2 separate regions of the Homo sapiens genome follow, and region 1 is linked to region 2. Evidence: chromatin contacts called from ENCODE Hi-C or POLR2A ChIA-PET data. All regions are on one chromosome and are shown on one strand. Each heading gives the region's core, a stretch centred on a gene start or an enhancer-like site at or near the end of the contact. The rest is flanking DNA. Distances are from core to core; before and after follow the strand shown.

What was found. A loop is a pair of places that touch in the nucleus more often than their neighbours do. ChIA-PET counts read pairs that join two places held with the same protein, here RNA polymerase II (POLR2A). Pooled maps may share reads with other maps.
Region 1: a loop to region 2 is called in a pooled map, with 1.8 times the contacts of the local background. The contact joins the promoter of ABR-AS1 here to the enhancer-like site in region 2. A Hi-C loop is called at or near these places in 5 of 50 pooled maps. POLR2A ChIA-PET finds 5 or more read pairs at or near these places in 2 of 52 experiments (T-cell and activated naive CD8-positive, alpha-beta T cell).

The regions. Positions count from the first base shown.
Region 1 is chr17:1,178,059-1,183,794 of GRCh38, reverse strand. ABR-AS1 (ABR antisense RNA 1) reads right to left here and starts at 2,168. Exons shown (of 3, transcript NR_187271.1): 1 at 1,867-2,168; 2 at 1,484-1,528. It overlaps ABR (ABR activator of RhoGEF and GTPase), which reads left to right and starts at 3,814. Exons shown (of 23, transcript NM_021962.5): 1 at 3,814-4,128. The coding sequence starts at 4,068. RefSeq lists an enhancer at 3,007-3,773.
Region 2 is chr17:1,292,204-1,298,420 of GRCh38, reverse strand. TRARG1 (trafficking regulator of GLUT4 (SLC2A4) 1 (gene/pseudogene)) reads right to left here. Exons shown (of 3, transcript NM_172367.3): 2 at 2,798-2,930; 3 at 1-170. The coding sequence ends at 157. Among named protein-coding and RNA genes, the nearest start is that of TRARG1, 16 kb to the right of the region's middle. Within about 2 kb of position 4,045, at least 2 of the 41 ENCODE cell types and tissues checked have a DNase peak (open chromatin) inside an H3K27ac peak, as active enhancers do.

The sequences.
Region 1 (5,736 bases), core at 919-3,418, 110 kb after region 2:
CAGCCTCTGCACGCACCGGGGCTCCCTGCCTGGCCCCCGCATGGGAACATATTTTTGTCATCAGCGGTGACCTCTGGGTGATCAAGGAAGCAGAGACTCCTGGGGCCTTCCTGTCGTGTGCAGTGGAGCTGAGCTGCTAACATGAGAAGGGAGGAAATGTGGAGATACCCAGTTTTGGTTCTAGGGCCCGTCCCCTTTTTTCTGTCCTGGCCAAGAACCAAGGCTTCTACCTTGATTGGTAGAAGCAAGAGTTGGTCGTTGGAGAGGCCGTGAGTAGCACGTGCTTGGGAATTAGGAGCAGGGCAAATAGCCTTGAAAATGGGATGTACCTTCTTCCCACTCAGCCCCTCGTCATTAACCCAGTGCTCCTGGCGGTGCACCCAACCATGAAATCCCCTTTAAGTCCAGTGATGAGGCAGGAGCAGGCAGGTCACCCTGGGGTTGGAGAGCCGCAGACAGTCTGAGTGCACAGGCTGGAGGGAGGGCTGGGAGGGTGGAGAGCACTGGCCCCAGGGACTGTCTGGGGAATGCTTAGAAGGGGCCTGGAGGAGGCAGCGTGATAGATGGGGGTTCAGTGCCTTGGGGAGCACTGGCTGGTCCCCACCCGGTCCACATTTAGCTGAATCAGGAAGGTCTGTCTGCCACAGCTCCCCGCTCCTCTGACAGATTGGGGTTGATCGCTGGGGTTAGAGCACTTCAGGGTAGCATCACCTTTGGCAAAGCCCGGAGGAGAAGGACTCTTTAACTCCTTCCTTCCCAGCGCGTGACGTTGGATCTCCCCAACTCCTCAGTGCCAGGGATGCGGAGGTTTCTGTTCCCACCCAAATCACTGTGGTGCTCAAAGGCTCACACACTTGTCTCTGTGGCCAAGGTTAGCATCTGGCCGTGGTGTTAACATCTACTGGAAGCCATCCAACAAAGGCATCAAGGGAATCTCGAAGTGACTGCCCTTTCCTGAGACACGTTGTCTGAGACAGACGTCTGGAGATGGAAGAGGGTTGACAGGGTTTCCCAGAGGGTGGTCTCTAACCCCATGGACCCGCAGAGATTTCTCAGGACCTTCAGCACCCGGTGATCACCAGTTAGCTGGCCGTGGAGGCAGTATGCGTGGTGTTTAAGAGCATGAACAGGCCGGGCGCGGTGGCTCACGCCTGTAATCCCAGCACTTTGGGAGGCCGAGGCGGGCGGATCACGAGGTCAGGAGATCAAGATCATCCTGGCTAACAAGGTGAAACCCCGTCTCTACTAAAAATACAAAAATTAGCCAGGCGTGGTGGCACGTGCCTGTAGTCCCAGCTACTCGGGAGGCTGAGGCAAGAGAATGGCGTGAACCCGGGAGGCGGAGCTTGCAGTGAGCCGAGATTGTGCCACTGCACTCCAGCCTGGGCGACAGAGCGAGACTCTGTCTCAAAAACAAACAAACAAACAAACAGAAAAAGAGCATGAACAGAGTGCCAGGGTTCAAGTCCCAGCCCTCACTTACCCTCTGAGTGGGTTACTCAGCTGCTCAGGGCCTCGGTTTTCTGACCTGGAAAATGGAGAAAACAGAGATAACAGTGACATTCACGGTGAGATCACGCTAGTGAACGAAACGCTAAGCCGGGCACACAGTCGGTGTTCTGTGTTCGTTATCAGAAGTTTCCTCTGTAGAGCCCTCAAGATTTGTCTCTCCCTCTACCCTCTATCGTGTTGTGGAGTGGAGGGTCCGAGAGTGCCAGGATTGGACAGAATGTAGACAGAAAAAAGCAAACTATGGCAACGCGAAGGAAAGCAACTGCCACATTTTAGCTTGGAGGATGCTGAAAATAGCTTGTTCAAGCCTTTGTAGATAAAAATGTAAAATGTACGCAAATGTATGTGACTCACGCAGAAGCATACATCCATAGCTCCCTCACAGTCAGCGCCGGATGTGGCCATCAGGAAAACCCCACAGTGTGGGGAGAGGGCCCGAGCGTTCTTGCTTGTTGTTGTTTTGAGGAGGGGACGGTGCTGCTGCCTCCTGGGCTGGTGGCTCCTGGTGGCGGCAGCTCACGCCCGTTTCCACCTTTCCCCTGGGCTGTCTTCCGAGAGTTCCAGGTGGGAAGAAGAGATGCCCTTGGCCCCTCATGGCTCCTCCGGCCTCGCGGTCCTCCGAGAGCCTGCTCGTTCCCTTCCCATGCCGAAGCTCTATTTCTGGAGCGTCTCATTGGAGATGCACGCCCCCTCCCTGCCAAGCTCCAGGTGCCTGCTTGGCCCTCCCAATCCTGTGTGCTAGTCAGGGACGGTGGGAGGGTGACAGCTGCAGGGAGGGGCGGCAAGAGACAGCGCTGGTGCCTGAGCCAGGAGGATTGGGGCGGAGGGAGCCCTGGGGACGCAGGGACGGGCTAATAATATTGAAAACCACTTCTGCTGCAGCCACCTGTAGAGGCTTCCCCACCCAGAGCATCATCCTGTGCGTCTCCCAGGGGCTCCCCAGCCTGTGATGAGTGGGTGACCCCCATCTCCCCTGGGGCAGCTGCAGAGGCCTCTGCCCAAGCAGCTTATGGGGCTTCCTCTCAGCATCCTGGGGGAGGAGCTGCTTCTCCCCTTAAGAACTAGATGTGTGTGTGTCTGTTTGGAGTGATGAGGACCGACCCCCACACCCCTCCAGCGTTCTGCGGGTGCCGACCACACTGCCCCCGGCAAAGGCCAGGCTGACTTAACCTTCCTGGTAGGCCTCTGTAGGGCTGGGCTCCCAGAAGTTTTCCCCTTAAGCTGCCTGGGGATGGGGTGGGGTGGAGACAGCTCCGGTATCTGAAATGTCACTATCTGGGGTACCGGGCCCCCTGGGTGGGCCCCACTGCTTCCCTTTCCCTGGGTTCAGGAAGGGGCTTCAGCCCCACTGCCCTGGACCCCCCTGGCCTGACTCCCCTCCTGTCCTTCCCTGCTCCAGGGTCGCTTGGCCCAAAGAGGTCTGTGGGGAAGCTGCCATGGCTCCCACAGAATCAGCCCACAGGAGACAGGCATGGGGCCCCCAATCTCTTCACTGCCCTTGGGCGAGGGGGTCTTCCTTAGAGGGAATTTCGTCTCTAAACGGTCATTTCTCAGGCCTCTTGACCCGACTTCCCACCATTTCTAGGTGATGATGCAAACACGATGGGCTTTCCAGGCCGCGGCTCGGGGTCCCCAGGAGGGGTCCTGGAGGGGAACGCGTGGAGCCCTTGGGGCTTCTCCTGGCTCCAGTTTGTCCTCCGCCCAGGAGGGGCACATGTGGGACTGTCCTGGCCCCACAGCCCCCGTGACTTCGGTCCTCCCGGGTCTCCACCCGCCCCCCTCCATGTGTGGCGGGAACGGCCGCGCTCAGAGGTCAGGGGTGTGGAAAGGGACGAGCGGGGGAAGGTTCGGGAGGAGAGAGGCGCGTCCCGCGGCGCGCAGGACGTTCACCCCGTGGGTCCCGCAGCGGGTCTGGCTGGGGAGGGGCCCGGCCGCCGCTCCCGCCCGCGAAGCCGCGCTTGGAGATCCCGGGCGGGAGGTGATGTCACCCCTGTGGGCTCCCGGGCCCCCCACGGCACCTGGTTTGCGGATCGCCAGGATCCTGCTGAGCCCGGCGCGGGGGGGACGAGGGGGACCTGGGTCTGCGCCGCCGCCTGGAGACCCCCCGAGACCCCCGCGGCCCCTCCTCGCCCAGCGCCGGAGCCCCGCTGCCCCCTTAGCCCGGCCGGGGGCGTCCTGCGGAGGGCGGAGCCTCGAGCCGATTGGTCCCTCCCCGCCCCGCCCCCGCACCAAAGCCCCGCCCCCGCACCAAAGCCCCGCCCCACCACGAAGCCCCACCCCCGCCCCGCCCCCCGCGAAGTTGCTCATCGGTTCCGGGATCCGCAGCTGGGCTCGGCGCGGCCGCTGGGGCCGGGAGGGTTCGGGAGGGTTTTGGGGGCTCCCGCCCCGCCCTCGCCCCTGCCCCGGCCGCCCCGCGCTCCTCCCGGGGACCTGGTTCCCGGCCTCCTCGCCCCTCCGCGCTCGCAACTTCGGCCTCCCCCGGCTCCCGCCCGCTCTCCCTCCTTTGTTGCGCGATGAGGGTCGGGTTTCGGATCTGACCGAGCCGCCGCCGCGGGATGGAGCCGCTCAGCCACCGGGGCCTGCCGCGCCTGTCCTGGATCGACACCCTCTACAGCAGTACGTGTGCCGGGCGGGGGCGGGACCCCAGGATCGGGATCGGGACCCCAGGATGGAGATCGGGACCCCAGGATCGGGATCGGGACCCCAAGATCGGGATCGGGACCCAGGCACCGGGCTGGTCCGGGGAGCGCGGGCGGGGGCGAGATCGGGGTCCGGATCGGGGTCGGGTTGGGAATCGGGATCGGGGTCGGGACCCAGGAGCCGGGCTGGTCTGGGGGGCGCGGGCGGGGGGTCCCCAGAGAGGATTCCTGCGGTCCGGGGGCGGGGACCGTGGGCGGACCGAGCCGAGAGCTGCGTCCCCCCTCCCACCTGTTGTGAACCCGGCCTCCGCGAGCCTCAGGGGAGGGAGGCCCTTCTGGGTGCTGCCCCCGCCCCTGGACCGGCAGCTTCTCTGTCCAGGCTGAAGCCGAAAGGCCGTTTTGGGAGCAGTCGTTGGCACCCGAGTTTGCCACCCCAGGGGCACCGGGTCATGTGTGGTTCAGGGCCCAGGGGTTCGGTGCTGGGGTGGGATCGGGTGGGAGGGGAGACGGGGGGTGCAGATATCCGCGGGGGCCGTTTGGATGCGGGAGCTGAAAATCCCGGGCTCAGCAATCTTTCCTGCCAGCCTCATCACCACCCCCACCCTCATCATCACCACCACCCTCAGAAGAAAAAAAAAACAAACCTTCTCGAGTTCTCCACCCCCTCGCTCCCAAATCTCTCTGGATCATGTGATTGCTCTTGCATGGCCCCGGGGGATGCGTAACTGATCACGGGTAATGGTGTGGGGGGGCTTGGGGCGAACCGAGAGCCGCCCCCCGCCCCCACCACCGCACCTTGCTCCTGCTCCGTTGCTAGAAAGGCACCGCCCCTTCTCCCCACCCTTCCCTGAGACACCTTTCCCGAAAGCTCTCAGGGATTAGGAAGAGGGTCCTCCTGGGCTTACATAGTGGATTTCGCCCTTCCTGGCCCACGTGAGTGGGACCCTCCCACTCTCTCAGCACATCTCCCAGGCAGGAGTTGGGGGAGGCACGTGGGGCCACGTGGAGCCTGGTTCAGCCTGATTCTAGGCACTGGATGCCATGGAACAGGAGCGTTTTCTTTCTTTTTTTTTTTTTTTGAGACGGAGTCTCGGCTCTGTCGCCCAGGCTGGAGTGCAGTGGCGCAATCTCCGCTCATTGCAACCTCTGCCTCCCGGGTTCAAGTGATTCTCCCGCCTCAGCCTCCTGAGTAGCTGGGATTACAGGTACCCACCACCACTCTCGGCTAATTTTTTGTATTTTTAGTAGAGATGGGGTTTCACCATGAGGCCAGGCTGGTCTCAAACTCCTGACCTCAGGTGATCCACCTGCCTCAGCCTCCCAAAGTGCTGGGATTACAGGCGTGAGCCAACAAGGGCATTTGTAAGGGTCATCCCAGCTAGAGTTCCTTGATAAGTCATATGGGGGGGGTGGGGGGAGTAGAGAAGGGTGATGCCTTGAGCCCCAAAGCCTTACTCTGGAGGCTGTGTGGTACCCAACATTCAACCTCTGACCTCAGCATCCCCTTGGGTCCAGGTCATTCCCTGTATCTTCTTCTCCACCCGCCTCCTCCTCCATCCATGTTCCTTCCTCTCCTCCCCCCAGG
Region 2 (6,217 bases), core at 2,796-5,295:
AGTGGGTGACTGGGGGGTTTCCCTTTGAGTCTGTGCTTTTGGAACTTGGGGACAGGGGATGCTTGACAGTCAGCACCCTGGCCTCCCGCGGTGTGCAGGTCAGAGCTCTCCCGATGGCCAGGGCCGGCCTCTGCTAGCCCAGCTCCCTGCTTAAGTTTATTTCTTCTGAACTGTAAAGAAAAAAAACAGATATGGCAGAACAGGGCTCAGAACACTGGCTCTTCAAGTCCCTGACTGGAGGATTTGGGTTTCTGGTTCCCAGTGGGAAGTGGTAATAGGGATAAGGGGAGAAGGCTAAGGCTTGGGAACCTCTTTGGTTTGGAGCTCTTGGAGTAACTGAACTCCTGCCAGTAAGAGGACTGTGGCCTCAGTGACTGGCTCAGGTGGCACTGGGTCAGAGGTGGGCATGCAACCCTAGCTGAGCCAATCTGAATCAGTCCTGAGACTTTTGCTATCTAACTGTTGAGACTTCTTTCCCTGCTTAGTTACTGGACTGATTAAAATGTGCACCACTCTGGTCGGCTGCGGCAGCTCACGCCTGTCATCCCAGCACTTTGGGAGGCAGAGGCGGGCAGATCACCTGAGGTCAGGAGTTCGAGGCCAGCCTGACCAACGTGGTGAAACCCTATCGCTACTACAAATAACAAAAATTAACCGGGCGTGGTGGCACGTGCCTGTATTCCCAGCTACTCAGGAGGCTGAGGCAGGAGATTCGCTTGAACCTGGGAGACAGAGGTTGCAGTGAGCCGAGATTGTGCCATTGCACTCTAGCCTGGGCGACAGAGCAAGACTCTGTCTGGGGAAAAAAAAAAAAAAAAAAAAAAAAAAGTCCTGGCTAAAATAACAAGCAGCAGCAGGATGGAGACCAAGGCGTCATTTGGTGAGACGGAGGCTAATGTCCTGGGCTGGTGGGCTCCTGCCTTGCATGTACCTGCATGTCAATCAGACTCACTCATGGAGGAAACTGTCACACACGCTCCAATTCACACAGTGAGAAAGTGTGGGACCTGGATTCTGAAGCTGGGCACGCTGATTCCAAACCCGAACGCTTCCCTCTCCTAAGTGGCCAAGGTTGCTGGCGGCCCCACAGCTGAACCCCAGGCTTTCGGTCCCAAGCTCAAGTTGGGCACCCCACACTCTAGACCAGTGCCTCCCAACGTTGACGGTTGGGCTGGGAGTCTTATTAAAGTCCAGATTCCAATCCGGTTCAGGGATGGAGCCTGGAGTTCTGCGTTTCTGACACATTCCTCGATAATCCCGTCACAGGTCCAGGGAGCACAGTTTGAGCAGCGAGGTCTTTAGGGGAAAAGCTTAGGGTTCATTGAAATGGGCAGAGATCCTTGGGGACTTCCTGATGTACGTGTATGAAAGGAAGAAAATCGGCAGTTCAGACCCGGATGACCCCCCAAAGTCACCTCACCAAGCTGCATGGGTTTCTTGAACAGCAGAGAGTCACCTTTGAAAATGGTTCCCCTGGGCCAGGCGCGGTGGCTCATGCCTGTCATCCCAGCACTTTAGGAGGCCGAGGCTGGTGGATCACCTGAGGTCGGGAGTTCGAGACCAGCCTGGCCAACGTGATGCAACCCCATCTCTACTAAAAATACAAACTTAGCCGGGCGTGGTGGCAGGCGCCTGTAATCCCAGCACTTTGGGAGGCTGAGGCGGGAGGATCACCTGAAGTCAGGAGTTTGAGACCAGCCTGACTGATATGATGAAACCCCATCTCTACTAAAAATACAAAATCAGCTGGGTGCGGTGGTGGGCACCTGTAAGCCCAGCTACTCGAGAGGCTGAGACAGGAGAATCACTTGAACCTGGGAGGTGGAGGTTGCAGTGAGCTGAGATCATGCCACTGCAGTCCAGCCTGGGCAACAGAATGAGACTCCATCTCAAAAAAAAAAAAAGAAAGAGAAAATGGTTCCCCTGGGCTGGGCGTGGCGGCTCACACCTGTCATCCCAGCATTTTAGGCGGCCAAGGTGGGTGGATAACCTGAGGTCAGGAGTTCGAGACCAACCTGGCCAACATGATGAAACCGTCTCTACTAAAAATACAAAAATTAGTCGGGCGTGGTGGCTGGTGCCTGTAATCCCAGCTACTCAGGAGGCTGAGGCAGGAGAATCACTTGAACCCGGAAGGCGGAGGTTGCAGTGAGCCGAGATCGCACCACTGCACTCCAGCCTGGGCAACAAGAGTGAAACTCCATCTCAAAAATAAAGTTAATTAATACAAAATAATAAAAAATGTTTCCCCTGGTTGGATGACTTCACCGGGCCACCTATGGGTGCCCACAGAAGGGTCACCTACTTTTTGAATTCTACCATATGCACTGCTTGCTTCTGGGGTTCCCCGGCTGACTGCAGGGATTTTAGTGTTTACAAAGCACAGTCACGTCCTTTATCTCGGGTGATGCTCACAAAAGCCTCTGCTGGAGGCTCTTTCCTGCCACTTGATACCAGGAAACACTGAGGCTCAGCTAGTCAGGAACCGACCCTGGTCCCAGGCCCATCAGAGCTGAAGCTGGAGCTCCTGTCCTCTGACTCCGAGGCTGTGCACTTTCCACACCCTTTCCATCAGTTCACTCTCTGGGCATAAGACAAGTCTGCCAGCCCATCCCCACTCATCTGGTCCCTCCTGGGAACTGGGGCACTTTATGGACTGGGAGGATAAGGCCGGGGCCCCCACCAGCCCTTCTCCTTCCCCCAACCCACCACCTCTGCCCCTGAGGCTGGGTACACCCTTGAGCAGTCCTCACACCAGGCAAGCTGGCTTCCTCCTCTCCAAGGAGCTGGGTCTCACCTGTGAAGTTGACGGTCACGGCCACCATGATAATGACGATGCCCATGATGATGAGGGTAATGCTGAGCAGCCGAGCCAGGCGGCCCAGCCTCCGGGCGCCGTCCACGTTGCCCTGTTGCATGCTGCTTCGAGACTGCGGAGAGAGCACAGAGAGACCCCGGGAACCGGGAAGGCTGTGGGTCAGCTTCATGGGCCTCAGCAGGCAGCCCTGGGGTGGCCCTGAGCCTGGGCCTCCAGACACATCCCGTCCCCATGGCAGCCCACACTCTAGGGGAGAGGAAGAGGGCTGTCCCCGGAGAAGTGGCCAGGGCCTCTTGTGCAGACCCCTAACCACGCCTGTCCCTCACCAGCTGGGGACAGCTGGGAGCAGAACCCAGCAAAGCCTGGCACTTCTTCTCAGGGCGGTGGAGGAGGTGGCGGTGGCAGGCTAGAGACCGAGGGCCTGAGAAGGTGGACCAGGTCCAGGCCAACTGGCAAGAACAGACAGGCCAGGTGCCCCCGGACCCCAGCGCAAGCCTCAATTCTGCAGCGGCTTTGGGATCCCAAGACAGCCCCTGGGCTCTTCCTACAGCCTGACACGCTGGCCTCCTCTCCTCTGTAAGCACCCCCCACCCCTGCCTCCATAAAAAGAGACATTGTCAGCCGGGCGCAGCGGCTCATGCCTGTAATCCCAGCACTTGGAGAGGCTGAGGCGGGCAGATCATGAGGCCAGGAGTTTGCGACCAGCCTGACCAACATGGTGAAACCCCATCTCTACTAAAAATACAAAAATTAGCTGGGCGTGGTGGTGCACCCCTATAATCCCAGCTACTCAGGAGGCTGACGCAGGAGAATCGCTTGAACCCAGGAGGTGGAGGTTGCAGTGAGCCAAGATTGTGCCACTGCACCCTAGCCTGGGAGACAGCAAGACTCCGTCTCAAAAAAAAAAAAAAGAGTTTGAGACCAGTTTGGCCAATACGGTGAAACCCCGTCTCTAATAAAATACAAAAATTAGCTGGGCATGGTGGTGTGCACCTGTAGTCCCAGCTACTCAGGAGGCTGATGCAGGAGAATTGCTTGAACCCCAGAGGTGGAGGTTGCAGTGAGCCAAGATTGCGCCATTGCACTCCAGCCTGGTGACACAGTGAGACTGCCTCAAAAAAAAAAAAAAAAAAAGACACTGTCTTCACAGCCTCCATTTCCCACCCAAGAACCACATCCTCGTTCAATCAAGCCCACTTCCCGGATCACACAAAAGAATGAATGGCCTCGTGGTTGCCTGGGGAGACCAGGACTGGGTGGAGTCATGTGGCTTCACGGGGGCCTTGTTTTATGTATCACTCCTCGGTGAGCTCTGTTCTTCCTGAACCTAGTTCAACGGCTAAAACGGATGAGGGTGGGGACAGAGAGGGTCCTAGGAGGGTCCCGGGATGACTTGGTAGGAGGTGGAGCCCAAGCATCTCTAAGGGTCCTGTGTCCCTCCCTCCCTAGAACAGGCACACGCAGGAGTCCTCTGATGGTGTGGCTGATTTCAGGGCCTCAGAGAAGTCCTTGGTTACTTTATTTTCTGATTATTTGAGGCTCCTGAGTTCAACATGGAAATGCAGTTAAGTGTGATGAAGATGATGACAAAGAAGAAGACGATGATGATGATTTTACTTCATGCCAGGCAGCTTGCTAAGGACTGTACCTAGATTACCTCCTTTAGCCTCAGAATCACCCTAGGAGGTTGGCAATGCAGCCCCACCTCCCTGAGGAAGAAACTGAGTGTCAGAGCTGTGCCCCTCCCTCTCTGTGTTCTCTCTCTGCAGGTGCCCTCTTGGGGTCCTGTTCTCTTCACTGCTCAAAATTCTGACCAGCCTGCACCCAGCCCTGCACTTCCATTCCAAGCTCCGTCTGGGACAGCGTGACATCATCAAATTCAACCTGTGACATCATCAAACTCAACCCACAACATCAAACTCAACTCATGACATCATCAAACCCAGCCCATGACATCATCAAACCCAACCTGCGACATCATCAAACACAACCCACGACATCATCAAACTCAACCCACGACATCATCAAACCCAACCCACGACATCATCAAACTCAACTCGTGACATCATCAAACCCAACCTGCGACATCATCAAGCACAACCCACGACATCATCAAACTCAACCCACGACATCATCAAACCCAACCCACGACATCATCAAACTCAACTCGTGACATCATCAAACCCAACCCACGCCTTGTACCTCTCCTCCTCCTCCTTGCCGTAGCCTGAGCTCCGCTCCTCCCTCTCCGTGACGGCTCCTCTGCCCTCTGTTACAAAGCAGGAGCATCACCACTATCTTTTTTTTTTTTTTTTTTTTGAGACAGAGTCTTGCTCTGTCGCCCAGGCTGGAGTGCAGTGGCGCAATCTCGGTTCACTGCAAGCTCCACCTCCCGGGTTCAAGCCACTCTCCTACCCCAGCCTCCCAAGTAGCTGGGACTACAGGTGACCGCCACTACGCCCGGCTAATTTTTGTATTTTTAGTAGAGACAGTTTCACCATGTTGGCCAGGCTGGTCTCGATCTCCTGACCTCATGATCTGCCCACATTGGCCTCCCAAAGTGCTGGGAGTACAGGTGTGAGTCACTGTGCCCGGCCTCTTTCCTCTCAAAGATCTCCCCAGCACCAGTCTCTGTTCTTCTTCACCCTCTCCCCACGCCCCCGATTCACACTGTCTGTATTTGTAACAGGCCCTGTGTGAGACCCCAGGACGCAGCAGCGCGGAGGAGCATCCCGGCTCCTGTGCCCACAGAACTTCTGGCCCACTGGCCTCCTTTGTGATCACACGAAGAAAGGTAAAAATGCAACTGTGGTGGGTGGCATGACAAAGGAGAGGCACTTGATACCAGGAGAACTCGTGAAAGGGGAGAATCAGGGAAGACTTCCTGGAGGAAGGACATTTGAGTTGAGATGTGAAGGATGAGCAAGAATTAGATTGTTTGTTTCCAAAGGAAGGAGTATCCCAGGCAGAGATAACAGCCATGTGCGAAGGTGCTGCATGGCAAATGTGTAGATGTTCAAAAAACAGTCGCTGACTGAGGAGGTAGGAGGGACTGGACGGAGGTCAGCGTTGCTGGGGCTGATGGAGGGAGGATGGGGAGGCACAGAGGTGGGCAGGGCTAGGCCAGGCAGGGCTCGAGCAGCACCAGAAGGAGGGTGGTCCTTATACCATGAGCAGCGGGGCCCAGTGTAGGACGTGAGTCCCGAATGATAGGACTGGATACGGATTTCCAAAACACCCTTCTGTCTGCAGTGTGGGGAACAGAGGGGAGGCAGGGAGGTGAGTCGGGAGCTGTTGCAAAGGTTCAGTGAGATGATGGTGGCTGAGGCCATCCCAGCTGCTCAGCGTCTTCCACAGAACGAAGTCCAAATGCAGGCCAGCTTACATTTCCTGTTTTTT